Linked DNA regions of Homo sapiens: region 1 is linked to region 2. The links are chromatin contacts, found by Hi-C or POLR2A ChIA-PET in ENCODE. All regions are on one chromosome and are shown on one strand. Each heading gives the region's core, a stretch centred on a gene start or an enhancer-like site at or near the end of the contact. The rest is flanking DNA. Distances are from core to core; before and after follow the strand shown.

Evidence for each region. Hi-C counts contacts between places; a loop is a spot of excess contacts on that map. ChIA-PET counts read pairs that join two places held with the same protein, here RNA polymerase II (POLR2A). Pooled maps may share reads with other maps.
Region 1: a map with no recorded cell type shows a loop between it and region 2 (2.7-fold over the local background). The contact joins two enhancer-like sites. A Hi-C loop is called at or near these places in 4 of 37 single-sample maps with no recorded cell type and 7 of 50 pooled maps. POLR2A ChIA-PET finds 5 or more read pairs at or near these places in 1 of 52 experiments (activated T-cell).

What each region holds. Positions count from the first base shown.
Region 1 is chr10:96,739,783-96,745,830 of GRCh38, forward strand. It overlaps the pseudogene RNU6-1274P. Among named protein-coding and RNA genes, the nearest start is that of PIK3AP1, 22 kb to the left of the region's middle. RefSeq lists enhancers at 1,416-1,485, 4,308-4,357. Within about 2 kb of position 4,394, at least 3 of the 41 ENCODE cell types and tissues checked have a DNase peak (open chromatin) inside an H3K27ac peak, as active enhancers do.
Region 2 is chr10:96,972,111-96,978,519 of GRCh38, forward strand. All of the region lies in intron 7 of LCOR (ligand dependent nuclear receptor corepressor), which reads left to right. Among named protein-coding and RNA genes, the nearest start is that of SLIT1-AS1, 130 kb to the right of the region's middle. Within about 2 kb of position 2,426, at least 2 of the 41 ENCODE cell types and tissues checked have a DNase peak (open chromatin) inside an H3K27ac peak, as active enhancers do.

The DNA of each region.
Region 1 (6,048 bases), core at 3,144-5,643, 230 kb before region 2:
GGAAGGAAGGAAGAAAGAAAGAGAGAAAGAAAGAAAGAAATTATGTTTTTGAGACGGAGTCTCACTCTTGTTGCCCAGGCTGGAGTGCAATGGCGCGATCTTGGCTCACTGCAGCCTCCGCCTCCCGGGTTCAAGCGATTCTCCTGCCTCAGCCTCCCCAGTAGCTGGTATTACAGGCATGTGCCACCACACCCGGCTAATTTTTGTACTTTTAGTAGAGATGGGGTTTCGCCATGTTGGCCAGGCTGGTCTTGAACTCCTGACCTCAGGTGATCTGCCTGCCTCGGCCTCCCAAAGTGTTGGGATTACAGGCGTGAGCCACCACACCCAGCCAAAATAATATTTTTAAAATTAAGATAATTCTATCTACAAATGCAGAAAAGACTCCTGTTTTAGCTGTAGACTGCCTTGGTCCAGGGTACCGCAAAGCCTAGTTTAAGAGTCACTGCCAGGTCACACGTCATAGGTCCGTCACACACACTCAGCAGCCCTTCCACCGAGGCAGCCCTGACCTTCTGTTGAGCCTTGCCCCTTGGGCCGTCCTAGGCCTCCAAGAGCTGGCCATATGGGTAGGCCCAGATTCTCATGGGGGTCCTCCTACGCATGGTAAGTGGGAAAGAAATCAGCTTTCTCTCCTGGGCAGCTCATGGACTTTGCTGGGGGATGAGGGCTCCTCTGTGAACTGTGAGGGAGCTGTTGCCTCCTGAACCCTTCCCTGGAGGGTCTCCTTCCTCTGGGACTCTCTCGCCTCTGTGTCCCTTCACTAGCAATTGGTCTTGGGTCCTGACAACAGGGATCAGGGCTTGGGGCTATAGATTTTGTGTGTACATGATGTCTTCCTCATCTGGCATTTTCTACCTTCCAATGTCCTTAAAGTCCACATATGACTTGCCTAATCCAAAGCTCCTTTTCTATTTAGAATTTCTGCAAGCCTTTCCCACCCCTTCTTCTGTAACCTCCATTAGCTTAGGCACACTTCCCTTTCCCAGGTTGGCCAGCCCTCTGGCAGAAGTCCCTCAACCATCAGCCAATCCGAGTCTGGCAAGGCTCATGATTTAAAATAAATATATACATAGACATAGATGATGTAGATATAGCCACAGGTCCTTCTATTAGTGCTTGTTTTTCATCATTCTAAGGAATCCTCAACCACATAGACAGTTGACTAGAAGACCTCACACATGTGCATTGAAATTTCCTCCTGGATATGTCACCTCCCTCAAATTGTTCAAGCTCCCAAGAAGCTGTACAGGAAAGGGTCCCGGGTTTCAGGGTTGGAGAACTCAGCAGGGCGTCCCACGGATGTTTCGACACTTCCCGTTCCCCTTCTGGGCCCTGCGCCTGCCCTGAGCTGCAAAGTCGCCCAGAACAGCCACCTCTCCCTGCCTCACTGACTGCAGCTCTGCCCAGCAACATCTCCTTCCTGACTCATGAGGCAGCTCACTCCCTAAAAACCTCCCCTAAACCCCCTCCGTGTCCCTGCAGGGTCCTTCTTCCCCCATTTCCCCTGTCCACACACACTTCTCTCACTTGTCCCCACATTCTATTTATTTTTCAGTTTATTGTGGTTACTGATTTACCTTTTTTTTAATTTTAATTTTATTTATTTATTTTTGAGACAGAGTCTCGCTCTGTCACCCAGGCTGGAGCGCAGTGGTGCGATCTCAGCTCACTGCAACCTCTGCCACCTGGGTTCAAGCAATTCTCCTGCCTCAGCCTCTTGAGTAGCTGAGACTACAGGCGCCCACGACGACACCCAGCTAATTTTTGTATTTTTAGTAGAGACAGAATTTCATCATGTTGGCCAGGCTGGTCTCAAACTCCTGACCTCAGGTGATCCACCCACCTCAGCCTCTCAAAGTGTTGGGATTACAGGCGTGAGCTACAACGCCTGATTCCCTTATTTTTTTTCTTTAGAGAAATAAGGTATTGCTCTCTCGCCCAGGCTGTAGTACAGTGATGCAATCACAGCTCACTGCCACCTCAAAATCTTGGGCTCAAGCCATCTTCCTGCCTCAGCCTCCCGAGTAGCCGGGACTACAGACACATACCAACATGCCAAGCTAACTCAGTTCATTTTTGGTAGAGACCGGGTCTGGCTATATTGCCCAGGCTGGTCTTGAACTCCTGGCCTCAAGCAATCCTCCCACCTCAGCCTCTCAAAATGCTGGGATTACAGGCAGAATGCACCATGTCTGGCCTTGTTTTACTTTTTAATGTAAAACTAATATATATTTATCATGAAAGAGGAGGGACTGGGCACGGTGGCTCATGCCTGTAATACCAGCACTTTGGGAGGCTGAGGCGGGCAGATCACAAGGTCAGGAGTTCAAGGCCAGCCTGGACAATATGATGAAACCCTGTCTCTACTAAAAATACAAAAAGTATCTGGGCATGGTGGCGCGCACCTGTAGTCCCAGCTACTCCAGAGGCTGAGGTGGGCGAATTGCTTGAACCCAGAAGGCAGAGGTTGCAGTGAGCCGAGATCACGCCACTGCACTCTAGCCTGGGCGACAGAGCAAGACTCCATCTCAAAAAAGAAAGGGGAGGGGAGGGGGAGAGAGAGAGAGAGAGGAAAGGGAGGGGAGGGGAGGGGAGGTAAAGCAAGCCCTAGATGAGGAATTAACTAGTTCTGGATATGGACTGTGTTGGTGGGACCAACTTAAAGACAGAAGAAAAAGAATAGAAAAACCCGCTCCATCTCCTTTAGTGTTCCCTGCCTCCCCAGAAAAATATACTTTCTTAAAGGTGCAAATGAAAATTGTGAACCCAATGCTGGCTATGATCTTTTTGAGGTCCACTGAGCAACGCAATATTCTCCTTGGGTTAAATTTGTGTTACATTTATCTGAATCGATTGAAATTCAAGAAACTATAGGCAAAAAAGTATTTAATACTCAGTGCAGAAAAATTAAAACAGCAAAGTCAAAAGGCAAAAATAAAAATAAAAATAAGCCGCAGTCTCCTCAGTGAGCAGCAGCACCGTAACAAGACAATGCATTCAGGCTTTCCTGATGCTTCTATATAAACAGGTCGACAGTCTCTCATCTGTAATTCCCCCAGGCAAAAATCCCTGGAACCACAAGGTTGTTTTGTTTTTGTGTTTGTTTTCCAAGTTTGTAGTGAATTTATTTGGCTGCACCACCTGATCCAAACTGATGTGGTGCTATTTATATTCTTCAGTTATCTCACTTAATGTGAATACTCGTATGTTTCACTGCAGAAATATTAATGAATTTGGCTGTCGTGAGTTGCTACTTCAAGCACACTAAGGATGTTCCATAATTATACACCTTTGTAAAATCTGAAAAAGTTTGAATCACAAAATACATTGACCCCCAAGGGTCAGAACAGTGGACCTGAATACTTAAAAGAAGCGATGATAGTGCTCACTGCGGCAGCCCATATACTAAAATTGGGACAATACAGAGAAGATTGGCATGGCCCCTGTGCAAGGATGACATGCAAATTCACGAAGCATTCCATATTAAAAAAAAAATTGTTTTAGGCCGGGCACGGTGGCTCATGCCTGTAATCCCAGCACTTTGGGAGGCCGAGGCGGGCCGATCACTTGAGGTCAGGAGTTTGAGACCCACCTGATCAACATGGTGAAACCCTGTCTCTACTAAAAATACAAAAATTAGCTGGGCGTGGTGGCGGGCCCCTGTAATCCCAGCTACTCGAGAGGCTGAGGCAGGAGAATCTCTTGAACCCGGGAGGTGGAGGTTGCAGTGAGCCAAGATCACACCATCGCACTCCAGCCTGGGCAACAAGAGTGAAACTTCATCTCAAAAATAAAATAAGATACAAAAATTAGCTGGGCATGGGGTCATGCACCTATAGTCCCAGCTACTTGGGAGGCTGAGGCTCGAGAATCACTTGAACCTGGGAGGTGGAGGTTGCAGTGAACCGAGATTGCACCACTGCATTCCAGCCTGGGTGACAGAGCAAGACTCTGTCTAAACATAAATAAATAAAATAAAAATGTTAAGAATTAAAAAAAAATAAGTGATGATAAAACAGTGATGCTGTACAGCATCTACATGTTCTAGGTACTGCCAAGCACTTTGCATATATTAATCAAATGCTTGTAACAATTCTATAGGGTAACTACTATTACCTTCATCTGCATTTTACATATGAGGAACAGGATTACATTGTACCTACTGTTTCACGCTTGCTTTCTGCACTTAATATGTCTTGAACATATTTCAATTGAGTGAACATTCATCCACAGCACTGTGGCTGCATCATGCCCTGTTGTGCGGCTGTGCTATCATTTCACCTGTCCTCTGGTACTGGACACTTAGGTTGCTTCCATACCCTTTCTTTTTGGTGCATTTCTCTGTGAGACCCTTCAGTAGAGGCTTGTGAGTCATCCCTCTCAAACCTTTGATCATGAGAAAACAGCACACCCCAGTGGCTATTGGCTCCTTGAGAGGAAGCTATATCTTCCTACCTCTTGACCATTTCCCTTTTATTTTTTATTTTTTCCTATTCTAACAGAAATGTGCTCGTTCTTTGTATATCTCTGTCTAATCTCCCAGCATCTGAGAGATCCATTTTGCCATTGCTGGGGCAGGATCTGAGATGGCCGGCATCCCTCACTTCAGGCAACACGGCCTCTTTGGTTTCCTACCCTGATGTCCTGTCGGTTCTACTGACCTACTTCCCTCTCTGTGTGACTTGGTTTCAGAAGGTTAGTATGTCGTCGGTGTGAGGTCTGCATCCCTATTGTCTGATGCTACATATTTAGTTGAATGGGTCCTCTCTTGATGTCTTTTAATCTTGGTTCTTTTCCCAGAGTTGCCACTAAAATTGTCCCATGCCACTTGTATTAGTTCCCCGTGGCTGCTGTGACACATTACCACAAATTTCATGGCTTAAAACTACACAATTTTTTTTTTAAATTTTCAGATAAGGCTTCACTCTGTCACCCAAGCTGGAATGCAGTGGTGCAGTCTTGGCTTACTGTAACCTCTGCCCCCCAGACTCAAAGTGATCCTCCCACCTGAGCCTCCCAAGTAGCTGGGACTACAAGCGCATGTCACCATATCCGGCTAATTTTGGGGGGATTTTTTTTGTAGAAATAGGGTTTCGCCATGTTGCCCAGGCTGGTCTGAAACTCCTAGGCTCAAGCAATCTGCCCACCTCAGCCTCCCAAAGTGCTGGGATTATAGACATGAGCCACCAGGCCTGAACCAGATGTTTATTCTTTCACAATTCAGGAGGCCAAAAGTCTGGAATCAAGGTGTCAGCAGGACGGCACTCCCTCTGAAGACATGGAGGACAATCCTTCATTGCTCCTTCCAGCTTCTGGTGGCTCCAGGAGTTCCTTGGCTTGTGGCTGCATAACTCAGATCTCTGCCTCCCTCCTCATATCACCTCTTTTCCCCAGGTCTCTCTTCTATGTCTCTTATAAGAACACTTGTCATTGGATTTAGGGTCCATCCAGATAATCCAGGATGGCCTGGGCGTGGTGGTTCATGCCTGTAATCCCAGCACTTTGGGAGGCCAAGGCAGGCAGATCACCTGAGATCAGGAGTTCGAGACCAGCCTGGTCAACATGGTGAAACCCTGTCTCTACTAAAATTAAAAAAAAAAAAAAATACAAAAATTAGCCAAGTGTGGTGGCACACACCTGTAATCCCAGCTACTCCGGAGGCTGAGGCAAGAGAATCACTTGAACCTGGAGGCGGAGGCTGCAGTAAGCTGAGGTCGTGCCACTGCACTCCAGCCTGGGTGACAAGAGCAAGACTCAATCTCAAAACAAAACAAAAAAAAAACCCAACAGATAATCCAGGATGATCTCACCTTGGGATTATATCTGCAAAGACCCTTTTTCCAAATAACGTCACATTCACGGGTTCCAGGGGTTAAGATGTGGGCCACGTTTTTGGGAGCCACCATTCAACCCACAATAATATCACTCTTCCCAAGTCTAGGGATTCGTTTTTTCCCCTTCACACTCTCCAGGTGGGACCTCTCGCTCTCTCACTTCCCATCCAGGACAGCCTATCCCCCTAGGAGATCTGTCAGTGGATCTGTG
Region 2 (6,409 bases), core at 1,176-3,675:
CCTTGCTTATCCTCACACTTTAAAAATACTTAAAAAAATAAAAATTTAGTGTTACTGCTCACCTTATGAGTATCAATGAGGTAAAGGGGTAAAATATTAAAAATATTTTAAAAATATTTTTAAATGTATGTCATCCAGTCCAAAATCTCACATCTCTCACTGCCTCTGAACCCTCCCTTTTTTTAAAAAATTAACACCATATATACGTTAGATTTTGCATAGTCTTACCAAGGATGATGAAGTTAGAAACAAAAATCAATTTGGTAGGGGAAAAAAACCACAGAAGTAGTTTGTCAGAGATGTCTGTTTTCTGAGGCCATCACATTTCCAGAGAGCAAATGGAGGCATTGACCTGCTGTGCTTAATGACCCTTGCTCTGACTTCCTGCTCTCCAAGTAACTTTCTGATTGTATTTTGGCATCCTGGGTACATTTGTCTGTAGGGTAAAAATATGTTAAAGAATGAACATGAGAATCTTCTTGATAGTTATATTTTTTATTGTAATTTAATAAATTTGACAATCTAGTTAAAATGAAGAAAAATAGGAGATACAATATATAAGCCTTAAAGTGCTTCTGTGATATTTAGGAGATCTACTCTGTCCCTTATCTAGGGATATTAAGCCTTAAGATGCAGAAAGGTAGCAAACTATGGCTTCATGCCCAGTAAGCTCCCTCTGAAACACCTATTTTTCCCCCAGTTTCGATTATTAGTTCATTATTTTTGAACCTTTATTCTGCTCTTTTAGTGAATGTGGTTAAGAACATGGTAAACTTAGCAATTACAAAGGGATTGCATGCCCTTTGCTTTAGATCAGTACCTCCACACACTTGAACAAATACCATGTTGCCATTAGCAATGGTGTCACTGAGGCTGGGACTTCTATAGGGGTGAAGAGATACATCCTGGTTTCAACCCCTCACCATTCTCCATGATTCTGATCTCTGGGAAAGGGGATAATTTAACCCCAATTTTGAAAATTGCTTTTTCTGTATCTAGGTTCTATCTACATCCAAATTTAGATAATTTGGATTTCAACCACCTGGAAATCACATATTTAACAGCCTGTGATTTTTATGAACTTCATTTCTCACTTTCCTGTATTCACTTTTGCCTACCCTTTCACTGCTTCTCCTAAGCCAGTTCTGTGGAAAGAAAAGTTTGTTCAGGGGTTTTAAAGTACACCTATGGCTTTCTAAAGAGTGGAAAAATAAAATTTCCACACCCCATGCCAACCTTCTCCATTATGTCTACACAACTTTGTCATAACCTTGGAATATCCTTATATTCAGGTGTGGAGGATACAACAGATGTGAAATAGCCAAGAGTAGATAAATTTCTCCGTGTAGAGCAAGGACTTGTCAGCAGATTTTTTCAGGCCCTCCTGACTATACTTATACTTTCTGTGCTTAAAGGAGAAGAAGTGAGTAAACTAGGGGACACAATTTCAGATTATTGTCTGGCAAAAAATATAACTTGTTATGCCTTGAAGAGGGGGTGAGGAAGCATTTTTGTTTTATTTAAAGAGTCAAGCCATAGTAATTTACAACCCTTGACTATAGTCAGCTCTCTAAAGCTTGCTTTCCCCTTCTGTTTTCCTGGGACTCCCTGTTTCTGCTATTAAGATTAGCTCCTATCCAAACATCATTCTCTGTGGCTATTGATCTTTTTTCAGTCAAGAAGAATGTATTTTGGTCATCAGTGATATTGCCTTTGCTCATCAAGCAGTTATTGGTAGTTAGAGAGTAAATACCTAAATTCATCACTCCTAAATTCTAGACTCTCAGACTTGTCACTTCACCTCCATGCCAAATCTCTTCTCCACTTGATCTTTAACTCTAAGATAACATAAGCATTGCCCACCCACCAGTATTAACCACAGGAATGCTTTCCATCAGAAATTAAATGTTGTGTTATTGACTTGGTAGGCAAGTTAAGCTGTGTCTAACCTATGATGTAGATAAATATTGAGTAAATCATTAAAGATGGGGTTATGAAACAACAATCATTCTTAAACTGTAGCTTTTAAAGGGTTTATGAATATTATCTTATCCTTTTACCACACCCTTAACAATTGGGCATGGAACTGAAGATAGGAAGACAGTGGTCAAGGTCATGCACACCGTTTCTCACCAAGGAGATAAACTGAAAACTAATTTAAGTATTGGAAATCCAGTTTTTTCTTTTCCTTTATGAGAAGTGGGAGTACTTCCTCCCATTAACCAATCCCTAGGATCTTACTGTGCTTTAGTGGTGGTTTTCAGGTATTTCTGATTAACGAATAATTCACTTGACTATTACAGAGTCCTCTTGATGAGCAGAAGCAGCATGAACTAGCATGAGCTCAAGTCATTTCAACATCTGTTATGAATTACTGTTCTTATAAAGACCTTATTTAGTCAGATGTGAAGGACATCGTATGATACAGACTATAATCTGCACCGAACTAAAACAGTGCTTCCTGGACCTTAGGCCAAGTTGAGGAAATGGTTTGCAGAACAGAAAATTGCCTCTCTCTGGTTTCCCTACTAGCTGCCCAACAATATTCTAAGTTAATGCAAGTGCTATATTTAGGGTTTGTTACAAATCTAAGGTCTCGGAAAAATTGAATAACTAGAAGCAAAAGTAAAGACAAGCTGTTTAAAACAGGAAAAACTGGCTAACACCTATTTTTTAACATAAAAAAATAGTAATAGAATTAAATATCAGGAAGTTGAGATTCATTTTTAAAATATTCAAATGATAAAGTGAAATTCATCTAAATTTAGGTGCTATTGGCCGGGTGCTGTGGCTCACACCTGTAATCCCAGCACTTTGGGAAGCCGAGGCTGGTGGATCACCTGAGGTCAGGCGCTTAAGACCAGCCTGGCCAACAGGGTGTAAAACCCCATCGCTAGTAAAAATACAAAAATTAGCTGGGTGTGGTGGCACATGCCTGTAATCCCAGGTACTTGGGGGGCTGAGGCCCAAGAATTGCTTGAACCCGGGAGGTGGCGGTTGCCGTGAGCCAAGATTGTGTCACTGCACTCCAGCCTGGGCGACAGAGGGAGACTCTATCTCAAAATAAAATAATAAAATAAATACTTATGTGCTATTAAGAAAAATTCCAGAAAAAAAAGTAGGAAGCTGGATAACTTTGAGGCACAGCCAAAACTGATTTTATTGCTATATTGTAAAGTTAGCTGTTATAACAGGGCCTTTTAATGACACCTGGACAAAGGTTAGTATTCATGTGAAGGCCTCTCAGATCGAAGGGAAGCTGTTGGTGGGCTCATCATGCCTATGTGTCTAGTTGCCTACCAGACATCTCAGGTTCAGAATCATGTAAATATCTTAATATGTATAGTACAGAGCTCTTCAGAAACATACACAGCCTAACAACCACCAGCCACTATCTTTGTTACCTTTATTCCTATCTCAGTAAATGGTGCTGCCCAGGAAGAAAACTCAGGAAGCATCCTAGATGTCCCTTTTCCCTCTCCTCTTTTTTGCTAAGAGAAAACAGGAAAACATGAAACATGGTCCCTGCACTCAAGTAGCTTACATCTGCTTGGGAAGCTAAGACAAAAACAAGGCAAAGTCAATACAAGATAAAAATTATAGGATAAATATACAAGACTCTGGCCAGGAGTGGTGGCCCACACCTGTAATCCCAGCACTTTGGGAGGCTGAGGCAGGTGGATCACCTGAGGTCAGGAGTTCGAGACCAGCCTGACCAACATGGCAAAACCCTGTCTCTACTAAAAATACAAAAGCTAGCCGGACGTGGTGGTGGGCGCCTGTAATCCCAGCTACTTGGGAGGCTGAGCCAGGAGGGTTGCTTGAACCCGGGAGGTGGAGGTTGCAGTGAGCCAAGATCACGCCATTGCACTCCAGCCTAGGCAACAACAGCGAAACACACAAGACCCCGTGTAATTGAGTTTTACCAAGCACAGTGGCTTAGGATTTTCAGGAAAGAATGCAATCAAACCAGGTGGGGTAGTTTTGAGCTGGCCAGTGACAGGCTGACAAGAATACCCTGGTACCTGCTCTTACACGTTGTCCCTGATCCTTTTTATGAGGAAAACATACAAATGATCTTTTTTGTTGATGCCATTTTCTCTGGAGGTTGCCATTTGCAGTTCTGTGGAAAGAAACGTTTATTTTCTTTTCATTCTCCTGAGCTTCCACAAACTACTGCTCTAAGTGTCCCTTAAGGTTGGTGTAGCCTGTGTCAGTCTCTCTGATGCTACTGTTTTTTAGTATCCACATGCTGTATTACATTGTTCCAGGTTAGAGTTCAGTGGATCCTGAACATGTTTCTTTAGCATGCCTTAGTGGTGGCATGGAAGACACCACCGCCTCTTGCCATGAGGTTGTGAAATACATTCCTACCTACCTGTGGCTGTCTAATGGGGACTAGCTTGAGCCATATGGCCATGGTTGTTGCTTCAGGGCTGGCTGCATGGCCCTTTGGAAGACCTTACATTAGTTAAGGGTAATGAAGATATTGGGGTGCTATTAAGTTATTGAAACATGGGACAGCAGCAGATTAGAGTCTCACAATCATGAAGGAAGTTAGATAATACCTGTGAACTAAATTATTACTCATTTATTCTGTGTGAGCATCACTTTAGAGGAAAGTGCTTCTTCAGCTTTCTTCATAGCACTCTGTCTTCTTACTGCATGCATACCTTGATGTCATTCAACCCCAGGCATCTCATTAATTCCAAGCACTAAAGCTTGCTTCCAGAACCCAGCTATAGGCATGAAGCGGTACCTAGAAAATTTTTGCGAAGAGTTAGGTAATGATTGTGCTTCTTGAATTAGGAAGAACCGTTTATCTCTTCAGTTTTTCTACAATTAGATGCCATAATATTTCTTCACCCTCTTCACTGACCTTTGTCATCCTTTTTTGTGTATTGCCAAAACGCACTTGGAGTATGTTCTTTGATGCATTGAAAAGGCACCCACTTATTTATAGTCACCTACCTTGGAAACATCAGGAACATATCAGGAACTAAGGAATAAAGGCTTTTGAGCAACAGAAGTTGTGGTTAGAAAATTCATGTACTTACCCCTAAAACTATTCCTCAAGCTTTCATTCAGAGCCTATTTATTTTTACTTAAAGTACCATTTTGGCACTTGGGATATGGCTTCTCAGCTAGTGAGTAAAATTCTCTACTAAAGGTAGAAGTAGGACTGCTAAGATCAGCCACTGTTTGGAAGCCAGTAAGAAAGAAGATTTAATACAATACAGGCCACCACTGTAGTTTTTAGGAAGTCAGACTTAGTTAATTGAGTTGCCCCTCAAACTATTAATCTAATTCAGTCTAGTATAATAAAAATAATAGCCAGACTTCAGTAATAGTCCATATGGTAATGATCCCAAGTATCAGGAAGAATAAATTATGTTCCAAGATAATATAATTTTTTAAGACTTCCATCAAAAAAAATTTGAATCTTTAAATATTTGCTTTAAAATGTTTGGTACTTGAAGGTTAAACTTTATCCAGAAAATGTACCCCTTTTAGGTTATAAGAAAGCATTAATGCATGTTCTTGATCTCCAAGTTTGTTTGTTTGTTTGTTTGTTTTTTGATGTGGGGTCTCACTCTGTCACCCAGGCTGTAGTACAGTGGCATGATCATAGCTCCCTGCAGCCTCGACCCCCTTGGCTCAAGCGATCCTCCTACCTTAAGTCTCCCAGGTAGCTGGGACTGCAGGCTCATGTTAGCAAGCACAGCTAGCCCAGTGATTTTTTACTGAAGCACTTTTAATTTGATTCACTGACAGTAGTGGTAGCTGATATTTGTATAAACTTTGTAGGTTTTTCCTTGGAGAATTTCCAAGTGGTAGATGGGGCAGGTACTCTACTAAGACCCAAAGTGGTTAAATGTTTTGGACAAGGTCACATAACTAGTAAGCAGCAGGACTACTTACTGATTCTCCATCTCCACTCTCGTACTGTAGCCTGTAACACATATTGTGCTGTTGCTTTCATCTGGTAGACATAGTGACAAAGTTCTTCCTAAAGGGGTCTGGGGTCCTTCAGCAGGGGCCTCCTCCTGCCTGTTCCATGAGCAGAAAAGTCTGCAGCTGCATGAGGATTCTGTTGAGCTCCTTTGTACATCTCATTGAGTCGGAAAGTTGGAAATGTCCTAACAATCACTCATCCAAGGGTGTCACTGATGTCTTGCCTGTTCCAAAGGAAGAAGATAATATTTGCCATTCTTGCAAAGCAGGAGGAGCTTATTCCATATGCTGCCTTTTTAAAACTTTTACTAAGTCCACTTTACAGATAGAAAAGTACTCAATAGGTTTTTTCTAGCTGCTTTCGTCTTTTCTTTCCTTTGGTACATTTTGTCCCCATCGCCAGTATGTACTTCAGAGTTCACCGTACTTGTGTACCTTTTGTAATACTTCTATA